Linked DNA regions of Homo sapiens: region 2 is linked to region 1. The links are chromatin loops, found by intact Hi-C in ENCODE. Cell type or tissue: dorsolateral prefrontal cortex. All regions are shown on one strand.

Region 1 (8,000 bases):
TCTTTTGCCTACATGTTCCTATGGTTTCATGAAAGTGTGGGTGTGATCGGTTTGGGTTTGTCGTGGGGAAGGGTGATGAGCAAGTTGGATCAGGAGAGTTTTTCTTATATGTTTTGCATAAGAATATGTCTCTGGATGTGTAAGTAGATGTGTGCCCAGGGAAATTTCTATAAAGGCAATCCCATATCCCAAAGGAACAAAGATTTAGTGGTAATGTGAGAGGCACCATTTGGAAGAAATCATTCATGGATGATGATAAGCCATTCCCAGTGGTGTGCTGAGCTGGCTCAGTCCATAAAAGCATAAACTGTTAGTACTCCAGGAATGTGGGGAGCCGTTTTTAAACAAAGATGTTATTAAAATTAAATTAGATAAGTTTACAATTAAATGTTATATTAAGAAACAAAGGTAACAAATACTCAAAATTCACCACTTCCTAGTTAATTTACTACATTGTGTTATTATCTGTGCTTTTGAAGTGATCTGTATCCACTGTATCTGTGTGGTGGGAACACTGTGTGACGAGGTGCTGCGGTGCCTCTCTTCCCAAATCCACATTTAGCGAGATCATACTGGTGGCTTCAAATCAGCCATGCTGGAAATATTTACACCAAGGAAATTGGCAAGTATTATAAATGTGGCTTTTTTTTTTTTCCAAAGAGTGGCTGTTAAACATTTGCCACCACACCAATGGCATATGGATGGCCCTTTCATGGCCGGGTGTGTGCGTGTGTGTGTGTGCGCGTGCATGTGCACACACGCGTGACTGTGCATGTGCTTTTATAAGGATTCCTACTCTCTTTCCTGGCTGAAAGTCAAGACTATGGTTCTTTCTTCATTTACAACTCACCCAAGATACATCAGGAAACATAAACATCTACCGAACCCTGGTCCTTTTAAAACTTAGTGGACAGGAGAACTAATGAAGACAAAAAGGAGGCTGAAGAAGCATTGTACCTTGTGAGCTCCCTAGATGTGACAGTCAGAGCTGGGGGTGTCTTTTAAGACAAACATCAATAACCATCTCTAAGAACATCATCAGGGCTTATAGGAGGGCTGACTCCCACACACTATTTCAGGAAACAATAGAACAATGTTATTTTTAAATTAGGCGTCAGTTGGAAATGATACTAACTTAACTAGATTCAGCTAGCTGAGCTGAGAGTGCTTTGCTGAATTCAGTTGTGTGTGTTTTTACCACTTTACTGTACTATCGACCCCAAATGATTTAGTATTGTTGATAATGCAGATGAGACTAATCAGCAAATGTTTCTTGAGTACTTTACCATGTGCCAGGCATGTTACTAAGTTCTCTACATGTGTTTCTTTCTTTAATGCTCACAACCCAATGACGTAGATGTTACTATTATCCTCACTTTACATTTAAGGCCCAAAGGGGTTAAGGAAACCTGCCTAACTTTGCTCCGCTGTGGATGCAAGGCCAGTAGCCTGGGTCCACAGCAGTGTTCCAGCCATCACGCTGCACTGCCCTTAGCACTTTGCCAGGCATCATGGAATCCACAGAGGGCTGTATCCAGTGCCTGCCCTCAAAGAGTTTCCAATCTAACCAGGATGAGTTGACATGTGCATAAAAAGACAACTCCTTTTTTTAAGTATCAGATTCAGCTACCTACATTCTTCCATTCACTGTCCTCTTCCCACTGTAGCCACAAAACCAATTCAACATTGACCTCCTCTGTGAAGCCTTCCCTGACCCCTTCTCCCAAAATCTGCTTTTGCCTCCGCCTCATGGGTCTCTGTTAAAGCACCAACCCTATTTTGTAATTATTTATTTCCATATATATTCTCCATGCTAAAATGTAAGCTCCAGGAAAGGTGGGTGCAGTCAAATTCATCTTCGAATCCCTAGCAGCCAGCACAAGCAATAAATAGGCCAAGTCAATGGCCAGATGAATGCTTCCCCAGGTGACTTCCAGACTCACACATTTTGCAAAAGCACAATGAGACATTTGAGCATAAAATAAAATAAGCCCATTTAAAAGAAGTAGAAGGCATAAGTGCTTTTGGACTCCACAGCTGAGCAAATTACAACACACAGGCAATAAATTTGGCTCTCTCTTGTCTAGCTGCTAAGCAAAAAAGAGGCACCCAGAGTTACATAGTTTTCATTTTCTGACAGCAGGAAGCATACTAACTAATTTATCTGCAGAAAATAGAATTTCTTCCTGGAACTAAATACAAGCCAGAATTTATCGTGCGGATCCTTGTATAAAGGACACTGAGTGACACAGTGAACGATGTCTTCAACTGCAGTTTTACAAAAGATACCGAAATGTTATTCAACCAGATGATTCTTGTATCGACCCTCTATAAAAGCTAGAGGCCTGACATTAAAGCATAGCTCACTGAAAGCGTTTATGTGAGCGGCCAAGATAATAGGATCCGGGTACTCAGCTTTCTGATGGCCACACAGAGCAGGACTAAAACTGGAAGAATCCAGCCCCAGGAACGTGGGCTGTGGCCTCTCTCTCAAATATCTCTTCTAAGCAATATTTGATCAGGGCTGGATCTTGTTCAGTTCACAATCAAAACCCTTAACAGGTGCCTGTGGTTAAAATTTAAAAGATACATCACACTACCAAGCAGCATGTGAAATGTGTCAGGTGAGAGGGACAGGCCATGAGAACTTCCCGTTCTTACCAGAAGGAGTGGCCCTGGGGGGTTGTCACCAAGACCACAGGCCTGGGCTGAGTCTTGAGGAATGGGCAGGATTCTGAACCACAGAGAAGAGTGGGAAATAGTTTGGGTTAGTTGGGGTGTGTGTATGCGTGTGTCTGTTGTGTATGTACGTGTGTGCTGTGTATATGCGGCATGTGGTGTGTGTGTATGTGGTATGGATATATGTTGTATGCATGTGTATATGTGGTATGTGTGCAGTGTGGGTATGTTGTATGTATTGTATGTATATGTGGCACGTGGTATGTGTGTATGTGGTATGTTGGATATGTTGTATGTGTTGTATGTGTGTTTTGTGCTTGTGTGTGTGGTGTGTATGTGTGTGTGGTTTGTGGGTTTGTGTGTGTGTGTGGTGTGTTGGTGGTATGGATATGTTGTACATGTTATATGTGTGTGTGGTTTGTGTGTTTGTGTGCGGGATGGGGGTTTCTCTGCATTTACGCTTCTCTGCGTTTACCCCTTGACCCAACTTCTGTGAAAACAGAGCTTACTGGAACATCCCATTTCCTCGACAGCGAGCATGTTTCATATACTGTTATAGAAGATAGTTATACTGATAGTATTAATTAAAAAAAGAAAATATCTTAAACTTAAGATCAACAAGTTCCAAAGGATGGCTGAGATTCCCCCACGAATACTACCTCTTGGGCACTACCCCTCTTTCCACCTCCCTCCTCCCTCTTCTCACTGCCCCAGGAACAAAGATCTCCTTGAACAAAAGCAGCCCCCAAGAACAAGCCATTCGACTGTGATGCCACGTGGAGCCCTGGGATTGCCACTGGCTGGTGTTTCACTACCTGACCCGGGAAATCAGGCAGAGGCAGCTCTGAGTCCCCTGCAAGGGCCTTACGGGTTGGAGAGAGGCTCTGAAGCTGCTGGCTCCCTGTTTCACTGCGTTGTTCTAGTTTAGTCCTCTGAGAGGGCTCTTTTCCCCCAACCAGCATTCCTGCAGTGACCTCTTGTGGCATCCCTGTTGTTCTTCAAAGACAGGCCTCGGCTGTTGATGCCACTTTCTCCCATTTGATGTAAAATTGGTAAAGACTGAGTTTTGAAATGCTTTTTGCAGTTCTGCACCTAGGGACAACAAATTTAAGAGAAAGCAAAAGGCCAGACTGTCAACCATTTATTCCCCAGATTTCACTGAGCACCTAGCATGATCCAGTGTGTGAAACTGGGAATCCAAGGATATGGAGAGGAGCCACTGATTGAGACTGAACTGAAACCGGGGTTGGGGGGGGATGGGGGACGGCAGGGCAGGCACAGTGGCTCATACCTGTAATCTCAGCACTTTGGGAGGCCAAGGTAGGAGAATCGCTTGAGGCCAGCAGTTGGAGACCAGCCTGGGCAGCATAGCGAGACCTCATTTCTAGAAAAGATTAAAAAATTAGCCAGGTACAGCAGCACATACCTGTAGTCCTAGCTACTTGGGAGGCTAAGGCGGGAAGATTCCTTGAAGTCAAGACTGCTGTGAGCCACTGCACTACAGCCTGGGAGACAGCAAATTTAAAAAAATAAAAAAGAAAAAGAGAAAACAACGGAAGGGGATCTTCCAGCATCCTCTAGCCCAGTGGTCTGCAAAATGTGCTCTGTGCAGCCTAGATGGTCTCCACAGCCCCTTCAGGACCACGAGGCAAGGGTGAGGACAGCCACTGTGCAAACAGCGCAGCTTTGGGATTCTCGCCCACTCAAATTCAACCAAAACAACTTCAGATCTTTTTTTTTCTTTCCATTAAGCTTGTATTTGAAGAAAGAGTTCTGCAGCTTTTAATATATCTTCTTTCTTCCAATATCATGGCTCTGTTTAAAACATTTCCAAAGTCAGATAGTCCAAACTTCCCCTCCCCAGAGCTATCTCAGCTCCCTCTGGGCTCACACAGAACTCTGCATATCCCTCTGTGATGCAGCTAGTCACACTAGACAGTGATGATTAGTCTGTGTCTCCCACACTGGACAGATTGTCTTTCTTTCCCCAACACCAAGCACAGTGACTGTCACGCAGTAGGTCCTCCATAAGTGTTTATTGAATGAATGAGTGAAACTTAGGCATCACATTTTTGCCTTAAAGATGTGCCAGCAGCTGAGGGGCTCTGCGCTCAGGTTTCTACATCTGTAAAATGACGTGGTTGGACCAGATGATAGCCCAGTGCCGGGCACAGTTCCTGAGGCTTAGCTGGCCTTCACTGACTGCTTGTTGAATGAACAGATGAATCTCTAGCACTCCACAGCCCTCAAGTGTCACAGTATTACCTCTGTGAAGGCAGGCTTCCTTCAGACATGCAGAAAACACTCGCAACCTTGGTGCGGAGACATGGGAGAGCTTGGATGGATTACAGATGTTTTCACCCTCTCAGAAATAAAATTGTTGACTCCTTGAAATAAGGCAGGATATAAAGGATGCAGCTGCCCTCTAAGGCTGAGATAACATCTCAGTTGGTTCCAAAAGAATTCAGGTAACTCTGTAAAACCATCAACAGTGTGTCTCACCACTTAATTCTAATCCACAGTTGCTTGTGAATATAGGGCCATCCTCAGTGACATGAGGTCCTTAGCCGAATTTCCATGCTCAAGGGAGAGGCTGGGAGTGAGGAGGAGCCTGCACACCATTTCCCTGCCAGTTCCCAACTGCCAAGGGTTCAGACCCATTGAGTGGTTTAAGGCTCCTGCACCAACCATTCTGGAGGGCAGAGGAAGACTCTATGTCAGCCCTGGTGCCAGCCTGCAATAGCAACTGTGGTTTAGCAAAAAGAGCATTCACCCTGTGTATTGGTCAGGGTTGTCCAGATAAGCAGAACCAATAGGAAATATATTGATATATGGAGAGAGATTTTTTGGAAGGAATTGGCTCACTCAGTGTGGAGGCTGAGAAATCCTATGATCTGCCATCTGCAAGCTGCGGGCCCAGGAAAGTCTAGCTGTAGTTCTAGTCCAATCCTGCAGGCCTGGGAACCAGGGCAGCCAAAAAAGTAAGTCCCAGTCTGAGTCCAAAGGCCTGAGTGCCAGAGTGCCAACGTCCAAGGGCAGGAGATCGATGTCCCAGCTCAAGCAGAGAGAGGAAATTTGCCATTCATTACTCAACCATTTTTGGTATTTTTGTTTGCTTCTCTTAATATTATTTCTAATTGAAAAGCCATAATTGTATATATTTTGGGGGTACATTGTGATGTTGTGATATGTGTATACAATGTAGAATGTTTAAATCAAGCTAATTAACATATTCATTGCCTCACCCATGATTTTTTTTGTGGTGAGACATTTGAAATTTACTCCCAGCAATTTTGAAATGTCCATTATTACTCCTTGTGTTCACACTGCTGTGCAATAGATCTCAAAAACATTCCTCCTATCTAATTGAAACTTTGTACCCTTTGACCAACATCTCCCTCTCCTGACCTCCCACCCCTGGTAACCACCATTCTAGCCTCTATTTCTATGAGTTCAACTATTTCAGATTCTCACATAAGTGAGATCATGCACTATTTGTCTTTCTGTGCCTGGCTTATTTAACTTAGCATAATGTCCTCCAGTTTCATTCATGTTATTGGAAATGACAGAATTTCCTTCTCGTTTAAGGGTTAATAGTATTCCATTGTGTATATATACCACATTTTATTTATCCATTCATCTGTTGATGGGTTGATTCAATGTCGTGGCTATTGTGAACAATGCTACAATGAACATGGAAATGCAGATATCTCTTCAACATACTGATTTCAGTTCCTTCAGATGTATACCCAGAAGCAAGGTTGCTGGATCACATGGTGGTTCTATTTTAGTATTTTGAACAACCTCCATACTGCTTTCTATGACAACTGTACCAATTTACATTTCCACCAACAGTGTACAAGGGTTCTCTTTTCTCCACATCCTCACCAACACTTATCTTTCATCTTTCTTATAGCCATTTTAACAGGTGTGAGGTGCTATCTTATTGTGATTTTAATTTGCATTTCCCTAATGATTAGGGATGTTGAGCATTTTCTTATGAACCTGTTGGCCATTTGTTTGTCTTCATTAGAGAAATCTCCGTTCAGGTCCTTTGCCCATTTTTTTAATAGGGTTATGTGTTTTCTTGCTGTTGAGTTGCTTGAGTCCATTATATATTTTGAATATAAACCCTTTATCAGATGTATGGTTTGCCAATATTTTTTTCCACTCTGGGTTATCTCTTTAGTCTGTTGATTGTTTCCTTTGCTGTGCAAAAGCGTTTTAGTCTGATATAATCCAATTTGTGCAAGTTTGTTTTGTTGTCTGTGCTTTCAGGGTCACAGCCAGAAAATCATTGCCTAGATTAATGTTGTTGAACTATTCCCCTTATGTTTTTTTCTGGTAGTTTTACAGTTTCAGATCTTATATTTAAGTCTTTCATCTATTTTGAGGTAATTTTTCTTTATGGTTTGAGATAGGGATCCAATTTTATTCTTGAGCATGTGGATATCCAGTTTTCCCAACACCTTTTATTGAAGAAACTGTTGTTTCCCCATGTATGATCTTGGCACCTTGGTCAAAAATCAACTGGCCATAAATATGTAGGTTTATTTCTGGGCTTTCTCTCCTGTTGCATTGGTCAATGTGTCTGTTTATCACAGTGCCCTGCTGTTTTGATTACTATAGCTTTGTAGTAAATTTTAAAAACAGAGAGTGTAATGCCTCCAGCTCTGTTCCTTTTGCTCAAGATTACTTTGACTATTGAAGGTCTTTTGTGGTTCCAGATGAACGTTAGGATTTTTTTTCTATTTCTGTAAAAAAATAACATTGGAGTTTTCATAAGGATTGCATTGAATCTATATATTGCTTTGGGTAGTATGAATATTTTAACAATATTAATTCTTCAAATCCATGAATACAATATATCTTTCCATTTATCTGTGGTTTTTTTCCATTTCTTTCATCAGTGTTTTATAGTTTTCAATTATACCTCCTTAGTTAAATTTACACCCAATTTTTGTTTGTTTGTTCTTTGGGTTTTTTGTTGTTGTTACTATCATTAATGGAATTTTTTTTTAATTTCTCTTTCGGATAGTTTGTTGTTAGTATATAGAAATGCTACTGGCTTTTATATGCTGATTTGGTATCCTGTAACTTTACTGAACTCACTTATCAACCAAAAGTTTTTTGGTTGAGTCTTTAGGGTTTTCTATATATAAACTCAAGTCATCAGCAAACAGAGACAATTTCAGACTCCTTGCCACAGAGCTGACCATGGCTCTGGGCCACCAGCAGCATTGAAGGCCTCCACAAGACACAGTCACTACACTGCTCTAGCCATATTTACTCACAGACACCATTGATTACTCTTTCTTGCA
Region 2 (8,000 bases), 54 kb before region 1:
TTTGCGGAGATCATAGAGAAATTTAACTGAAATAATATATAAGAAAGCACATGATACTATCCTTGGTATAGAGTATATAAGAAATTCATTTTTTAATCACCTAGAGATCATTTCTATTGGATGGCAGAGCCACCCATATTAATCAGGTTGCCTTTGTAATCCACACTCCATCTCTGCCCCCTCCACCTGGAAACTTCTTCCATGTCTTCTCTACCTGGGAAATGCTGCTTCATCCTTCAGATCCTTCTAGATGAAGTTCACTTGCTCCCTCCTGCTTGCAGCCTTCTCCCACTCTCGCTGAGAGTCCCTGCCTCCCTCCCTCCCTCTCCCGCATGCTGGACACATACCTCTCTACAGCAAGCAGCAACCTCCATTGTAAATATTTGTTCACTTTTCTTGTTTTTGTTTTGTTTTGTTTTGTTTTTTTGTTTTGTTTTGTTTTGAGATGGAGTCGCACCTTGTCACCCAGGCTGAAGTGCAATGGTGCTATCTCGGCTCACTGCAACCTCTGCCTCCTGGGTTCAAGTGATTCTCCTGCCTCAGCCTCCCAAGTAGCTGGGATTACAGGTGCGTGCTGCCATGCCCAGCTAATTTTTTTTTTTTTTGTATTTTAGTAGAAATGGGTTTCACCATGTTGCCCAGACTGAACCTGAACTCTTGAGCTCAGGTGATCCACCCACCTCAGCCTCCCAAAGTGCTAGGATTACAGTCGTGAGCCATTGCGCCCTGCCATTTTTCATTTTTCTTTCTCCCTTACTGGACTCCAAATTCTTTAAATCAAGAATCAAAGCTTTAATGTTCAACTTTACATCTCTGTCACATGCCTAGCACAATGCCTAATATAAATAAATACTTCTTGAGAGAATAAATAGACGATTGTCTCATTAGCAAGGTGAGCTTTTAATCACTCTTTTTGCTCCTTTGCTCTTTCTCTTTCAAATGCATACAGTGCATGCTCAGGGACGGGAACTGCCATAGGAGAAAGAGCCTGTTTTCTAAATCCTCAGAGGGACAAGGAAGTGATTTCTTCAGTAAATAAAAGCCGTTCATTAACTTTGCAGCTGATCCCAAAATGGGGTGAGAAGTGGTATATTAGTGCAATCCAAAGGAGCTGCGCATGAGCTCTGAACAAGCAGAATGGGGATGGGCAAGGGTAGGGCCAGGCTGGGACCTGGGCTCACACACTGGAGCTGCCCGTGAGTCCTTCCCATGTGCCTCCCTCTGTGGACCTCAGCCTTGCCCCAAGTGGTGGCCTTGAAGTCTCTGCAGGCATCCTGGCCTTGCCTTGCCTCTTTGCCTTCCAGCTATGCTTCAGCCACCTCACCTTGGCCTCCCTGAGTGGACATTTGGGAAAACAGCTGACAAGATAATAGCCATCATTCTGATGGCCTTCACCTGTGGTCACCACAATCAAAGAACTCCAACTCCAGAATACTTTGTCCGTGACAGAAGGAAAACCAAGGTTATGTTCCTGATGATAAGCCCTTGGCACTTCAGGACCCCTAAGTGCCTTTTAAGCCACCAAGAGTATTAAATCCTTCCAGTGTAACTTTCCCATAATGTGTACTTTATTCCATTGTAAGTCTTTGAAAGTTGGCGATGCATGTAGAATATGTTATGCTGCTGGCCCCGAATTTCTTAGTAGGACCTTCAAGACCGTACACAACGATCCCAAACTGCCTGCGCTTGTCTCCTCTGTGCCCTCCACGTCCTTTCTGCTCCCACGGCCCAGGCCCCAGTGCACCTCAGGGAAGGTGTGTTTCATGTTGTTTCGTGTTTTCATATTGTCACTTACTTTTGTGTTGTTCGTTGTTGGGAATATAGTTAGTCCCAATGGTTGCTCAGTGCATTGTAAGTTCTCCCAGGAGTGGCTGCCGCCACAGTGCCGTGGGCTCTGGAGTGGTCCTTTCCACCCAGCTGTCCATTCACAGTCAGCTCTGCAGAAAAAGCAGAGCCTGGGAGGGAAGAGGCTGTGAACCCTTCTTCCCTGCAGCTTAAGCAAGCTTTCACTCCCACCCCACACCCCTTTCACCCACCACCCCCACACCTCTGTTGGTGGAAGGCTGCTCATCAGCTCCCCTGCGGGGGGGAGCAATTTGGAGATCCCCCAAGCAGGCTCCAGTGTGGTCTCTGTGGAGCTTTTCTCTTCCCATCTCCAGTCCAAAGTCTCATGCCCTCTACTGTCTGTTATTATTTTATTATGTAGCAAAAGGCATGCACTGTTAGAACTGGGTGCAGACCCGGACAGGGGAAAGGTATGGAATGAATCCGCTGGCTCCTAATGGGCTCTGCTGGTGAAACGTGCCCCTCAATGTCTCTCATGCATCAGGGATCATCTTTCTGCGTCTCACACAAGCGGATTCCCAGGCCTACCCAATTCTAGAGTGTGCAAGGCAGATGTGGAGACAAAGCTGAGTCGTGCCCATTTGCTTCTGATCAGAAAAGGGTGGGGTGTATTTTTGTGCCTCACCATTTAGACATTCTTCACGGTGCTATTTTTATCAAGAGTAATCATTAAATTGGTGTCAGATGGGCTAGTCCAGTTACTCACCCTTAGGATGGGTGATGGGACTCAGAGAGTTTTTTCCAGGCAAGAGGAGACGTGGTATGTGGCCCATATGAAAGCCTCTGCGGAACCCTTGGCCTCAGAGTGAGCCTCACTAACCCTGGACTGTGTTCCCGCAGCAATAACAGCAAGGCTCAGCACCACCCAGCTTCATTCTCAACCTGATTCATTTAACAGATGTATGCTGAGCACCTTCTAAATGCCAGACTTTGAACAAGACACAAGGATTCACAAAACAAACAAACAAAAAACTATTATCTCTACCCCCTGAGAAACTTACATTTCACCAGAAAGGATTGCCATGTGAAGTGGCAGTGTCCACTGGGCTGTGCATATTATAGGTGTATTGATAAGGAACATGGTGAAAAGAGGGTTTGTTCTGCCTGGGCTTTGACGAAAGCTCCACGGAGGTAGAGTTACTGGAGGAAAACATGAGAAAAGGCCTCCCAGGCAAAGGAACCAAGGGCAGAAGCATTAAAAAAAAAAAAATGGCTCTATAGATGCATCCAAAATCCAGCGGTGAATTCAGCTCTCACTGAGGGGTCCCAGGCATACATCTGCGCTGACCCTCACTCCGGGAGGTGGTGAGGAGGAGAGCCTGGTCCTGGCTGTACTGACCGTGGGTCCCAGAAGTTGAACTCTGAACAGCGCCCAGCAGTGAGGGTTGGCCTTTATTGGCAAAGGCGATACAGGATATTGAAGTTAGAGATGACCTAGGGACCCCTGCCATGGCCAGCTCATGAGTCTTGTAACTGAGGACCTAACTCCTGAAGAAGAGCCGAGACCCCCTCACTAACCACAGGAAACAAGAATGAATTGTTATACAGAGACTAAGAGCAGAATTTTCTAGATGCTATCTTTCAGTTTGGATTATAATTCCTTTAACTAAATGCCTGGAAATTTAACAGAAAAACAAAATAGGGCATACCAGGGAGAAATGTGGCACTGAACGATGGTAAGAAAAGGCATTTGCAGACATCCTCGGCAGTCCAGGGCTTGGCGCTGTGGTTTTCATTTCCCCCGAGCAGGCATTCCAAACCCCGCCCCCCACGAGTCACATGGCTGTGCAGGCACAGTCCTGAGGGGTGCAGCGGGTGGCACTGGAAGGGCCTCCTCAGCAGGTTGTCAGCCAGCTGGAAGAGCCTGGGGCCACCTGTCTGGTCAGAGTCTCTCTGCTGTGGGCCTCTTGGAGCCAGGGCTGGTTTTGTGGTCTGACTGAAGTGACAATGAAATTAATAGGATCCTGATGCTGTGACTGAGGCCATTTCCCTGTGTCTCCAAACAGGAATGAGAGAGGAAATGTCATTAGGATGCCAGGAGGCTTTTGAAATCTTCAAGAGGGACCACGCTGACAGCGTTACCATCGATGACAACAAACAGATTCTGAAACAGAGGTAAGGCTGTCTCAGAGAGCAGCTGGTCCTCCGAGGCTCAGCCAGGCCAGCCTAGAAGAGATTTGCTTACTCTGTCCTTCCTAATCTGCCCAACATAACTATTACAAGAAAAGCATAATGTTTATTCAGTTTCACATTTAATTATGTCCAGCCTGGTACAATTCTCCTTCATGTGTGAGCCTCACCATCCCAGTACTACTGGGGTAAGCAACTTTAGGGCAGGGTCTGTTACTGACAGTATCAACGTGATTTACAATTCTCACATCATACATTCATTCTCATCAGCCTGTACTCTATCCATGTCTTACTGTTGCAAAGGAGGGGGGAAAAAGTCTATGGACCAAATTATATTCTTAGAACTGCAGGCACTCCAGCTGTTCTGGAGAGCAGTCCTGTCTTAGTCAAAGAAAATATGTGCACATCTTGTGACCCAGAAGCCTTTGGTGTCTTCTCCAGGCCAAAATTAGAGCAGGCAGGATTATCTGCTGACATGTTGTCAGATGGGGCTGTGCTCTGGACCCCTTCAAAAGAAGCTTACTTAGAGGTATATAATTTCTTTTAGCTAGTCTGTGAGGTATATGCATATCCTCAAACTGTAGCAAACAAACTCTATCAGATGTAGGGGTCTAGAGCTCAGAAGAAAGGGTGAACTCTCATATGTCACATGAGACTGTGGATCCTAGCACACAGTAAGTTTTCAAGAACTATTTGTTGAATTAAAATGAGATCTGAGTTTGAGAATCATATGACAACTCAGGAAGCCTAAGAAGTAGATGAGCTCTCAGGAGAACATGTGGCAGTGCTGAGGCCTAAAGAGGGGAGCCATAAGGGAAAGGAGTTTGAAGGGAAGGTAGAGAGAAAGGAGGCCATAATGGAGACTGAGAAGAAGCATAAAGAAGAGGGGGCGAACCAGGAGAAAATAATGTCCTGATAGCCAAGTCAAGAGGAGAGCCGGCTCCAAGAAGAAGCAGACTGTCAGTAGTGTCAGATGCGACAGAGAAATAAGCAGGAGGGAACTGGGAAGTGTACAGAGATTTTGCAACTAGAAGGCCATTGGCTGGACTGCCGGGCATGGAGGAGCGAGTGAGAAGAAATGTCATTGCCTTCAAAAAGTTGGTGATAGATGAAAATCATTTTTTTTTTTTGAGACAGAGTCTCACTCTGTTGCCCAGCCTGGAGTGCAGTGGTGTGATCTTGGCTCACTGCAACCTCCACCTCCCGGGTTCAAGCGATTCTCCTGCCTCAGCCTCCCAAGTAGCTGGGACTACAGGCACCCGCCACCACACCTGGCTAATTTTTTGTATTTTTAGTAGAGACGGGGTTTCACTGTGTTAGCCACGATGGTCTCATCTGCTGACCTCGTGTTCCGCCCACCTTGGCCTCCCAAAGTGCTGGGATTACAGGCATGAGCCACTGCGCCTGGCCTAAAAACATTTTTAGAAAGAACAAAGAGAGGTAGCTTAAGTAAAAGGGAAGTTGGTTTCAGGATGGGAAAGAATTGGCTAATATTATAGGCCACAGAATAAGCTAATGGTAAGAGAAAGGTAGAGAAACAACAGGAAAAGCTGACACAGCAAGGCTCCTGGAAGACAGGAAGGTAGGGAATAAAAGCTCAGTGGAGGTTAGCCCTGGAAGGGAGCAAGAATGGAAAAACAAATCAAGATGGGGCTGACATTGGCACACTGAGAAGAAGAGAGAGAAAATTAAAGATGACCTAAGTTTTCTCTGTGAAAAAGAAGTTGAGGTAGAATAAGAGACTTGAGGGTGGTGATGAAGGTTTAATACAGCAGCCACAGGGAATGGGAAAGAAGGTAGACCCGGAAGAAGGAAAAAGAAAGGCAAACGGAAAAGCAAACCGCAATGAGGGTCGAAGGCCCAGCCTAGACTATCATCCTGGCTTTTACACTTTACCAGAAGGCAGATCTCAGCTCATTCAGGAATCCAGTGAAGGGAGTGGGAGTACATGGCTCTGTATATGGACGGCAGTCCAGCCCTTCCTAGTCAAAAGAACTACTTGCTTCCTGCTGTGACCCAGCAGTTCCTCTTCTGGGTCTATTTCCCAAGAAGTTCTCGTGCATGTTTATAAGGGGACATACTCCAGGCTGCTGTGAGCAGCCTTGGCTATTCATGGCCAAGGAGAGTTGGAAACATGCTGAGTATCCATCACTGGGGAAGTAGACAGGTAGAATAATGCCGATGCCCCATGAAGCAGGACGCAGCAGGTGGGAGTCATGGATTAGATGTATGCATACCAATTAACATAGACCTTAAAAGCATAGCACTGAGTAAGATCACATCATTCAGATAAATTACAAATAGATCCACAGAAAGCAAAGAAAAACATGCAAACAAAGATATGCTTTAGCAAAAAAGGTATACTTTATGAGTCCCTGGTATACTTTATGAGTCCCAGATATACTTTAGCATACTTTACCCACAAGAATGGGAGCAGGGCATGGGGATAAAAAGGAATGAATGAATAAACGAATAAAACAAGGGGATAGGGAAGAAAATAAAGTGAATCCAGTGAAGCTGAATACTCTCTCCCTAGAAAGGGGGACATATGCACATCTGCACAAATTTTAGCCTGTAAATCCAAGGGTTTCACAAGCCTTCTAATGCTTATCCATGTTGTAAGACATGAATTTTTAATATGGCTAGTTGGACGTGTTGGGGCAGGATACCTTGTCTGTCTGAAGATAAGCATGTTAAGCTAGCTGTCTCATCCAAAAGACTTCCAAAGAACCTTCAGCCATGTCTATACGAGAGGCTTCTTAGCTTACACCAGGGACTCGTAACTGGCTTCATATTAAAACAACCAACAGAGCTTTTAAAAGCTACCAAAGCCTGGCCCTGACTCCCCAGATATTCTAATTAAATTAGGTGCAACCTGAGCATCTCTTTTTAAAAAGCAGATTCCAGTAGCATGTAGGTTTGAAAACCACTGGCTTAGACAGTGTCCAGAAACCATGAGATCCAGAATCCCTAAGGTAAGATCCCCCAAACACTACAGGTTAGAAAAAAATTACCAAGTGATTCTTACACATGCTCAAATCAAAGAACCACTAACTTAGGGAGAACATAGTACTTCATCTTTCTTATTATAAAGTTGGCATTGTTTCTGGTTCTGGTTTGTAACCTGAGTTTAGGTCTATTTTCAGCAGGGATTTGGGTCGGGGCTGAGTGGGATGAGGATGTTGTGGTCTTCCAAAGCCTTCTAATATAGAGCTCACTTAACTCTGTACAGTAGAGTTCTGACAACCCATGTGACAAATGTGCTTTTGAGTTTAAACATACCTAAGTTATGCAGGATGGGCTGGCAATACCAATGATCCCATCTTCCTTGTGGCCATAGTGCAAGGGAACTAAAACTCACACAACCTTTCCTCTGAAAAGAGGTTTTCCCAGCAGTAAATCAGTCTTTTTAAATCAAATGAAAAGTCAGGAGACCAGCCCATATTTTTTTAAAAATTTCTATATCTGACTAATGTTCCTGTAATACTAACCATTAAAGGACTATTTGGTATAGGGGATGTAACCCAGAACCTACCCCTTTCTTAGGATTGGAGCTCTTATTTGCATTGATGGAGAGTATTGAATTATTAGATATTACATGTTCATAACTGCTTAAGGAAGGGGAATAAGAAAAATGTTCTTGTATGAAAACAAATAACTGCATAAGCAGGGTTTCAACAACAGACATCAAAGGAAGGCTTCACAGATGCTCATAGGGTCACTTCCATGCCACCCTTACTTTAGGAAATGCCCTTCCAGTAACCCGGGCCCCTTCCACACATTTGCTTCCATTCCCTCTAGTGACAGGAAGGACTCATGTGGCCCAACTGTGGGAAGATGGGCAGTTCTGGGAATACAGACACAGACTGGAGGGGGTTGACTTAGGGTGAAATTCAGCGATGGCTTCCTGCCTCATCTCTAAGCCTCAGCTTCCCAATAGACCTCAGCAACCAGGACCCACCAGCCTGGACTCCCATTTCACCCCAGACTTCTCACATCAGACTAATTCTGTGGTCTGACCATGC

What was found. Peaks named below come from ENCODE experiments on the same cell type or tissue, not always from the same donor. Only the 100,000 strongest peaks of a DNase experiment are listed, where the experiment ranks them.
Region 2: it touches region 1 in a loop (2.9-fold over the local background); 2 of 110 quality-filtered maps call a loop at or near these places.

The regions. Positions count from the first base shown.
Region 1 is chr6:39,373,297-39,381,296 of GRCh38, reverse strand. The region is part of intron 16 of KIF6 (kinesin family member 6); the gene reads left to right. All of the region lies in intron 3 of LOC107986594 (a long non-coding RNA gene), which reads right to left. Among named protein-coding and RNA genes, the nearest start is that of KCNK16, 55 kb to the right of the region's middle. In dorsolateral prefrontal cortex, CTCF peaks have their summits at 3,465 and 3,665 (motif pointing left); a DNase peak (open chromatin) is centred at 3,636; H3K27ac peaks cover 2,237 bases.
Region 2 is chr6:39,427,013-39,435,012 of GRCh38, reverse strand. It overlaps KIF6 (kinesin family member 6), which reads left to right. Exons shown (of 23, transcript NM_145027.6): 14 at 3,852-3,960. Among named protein-coding and RNA genes, the nearest start is that of KCNK16, 110 kb to the right of the region's middle. In dorsolateral prefrontal cortex, a CTCF peak has its summit at 3,630 (motif pointing right); a DNase peak (open chromatin) is centred at 3,612; H3K4me3 peaks cover 1,009 bases; H3K27ac peaks cover 2,031 bases.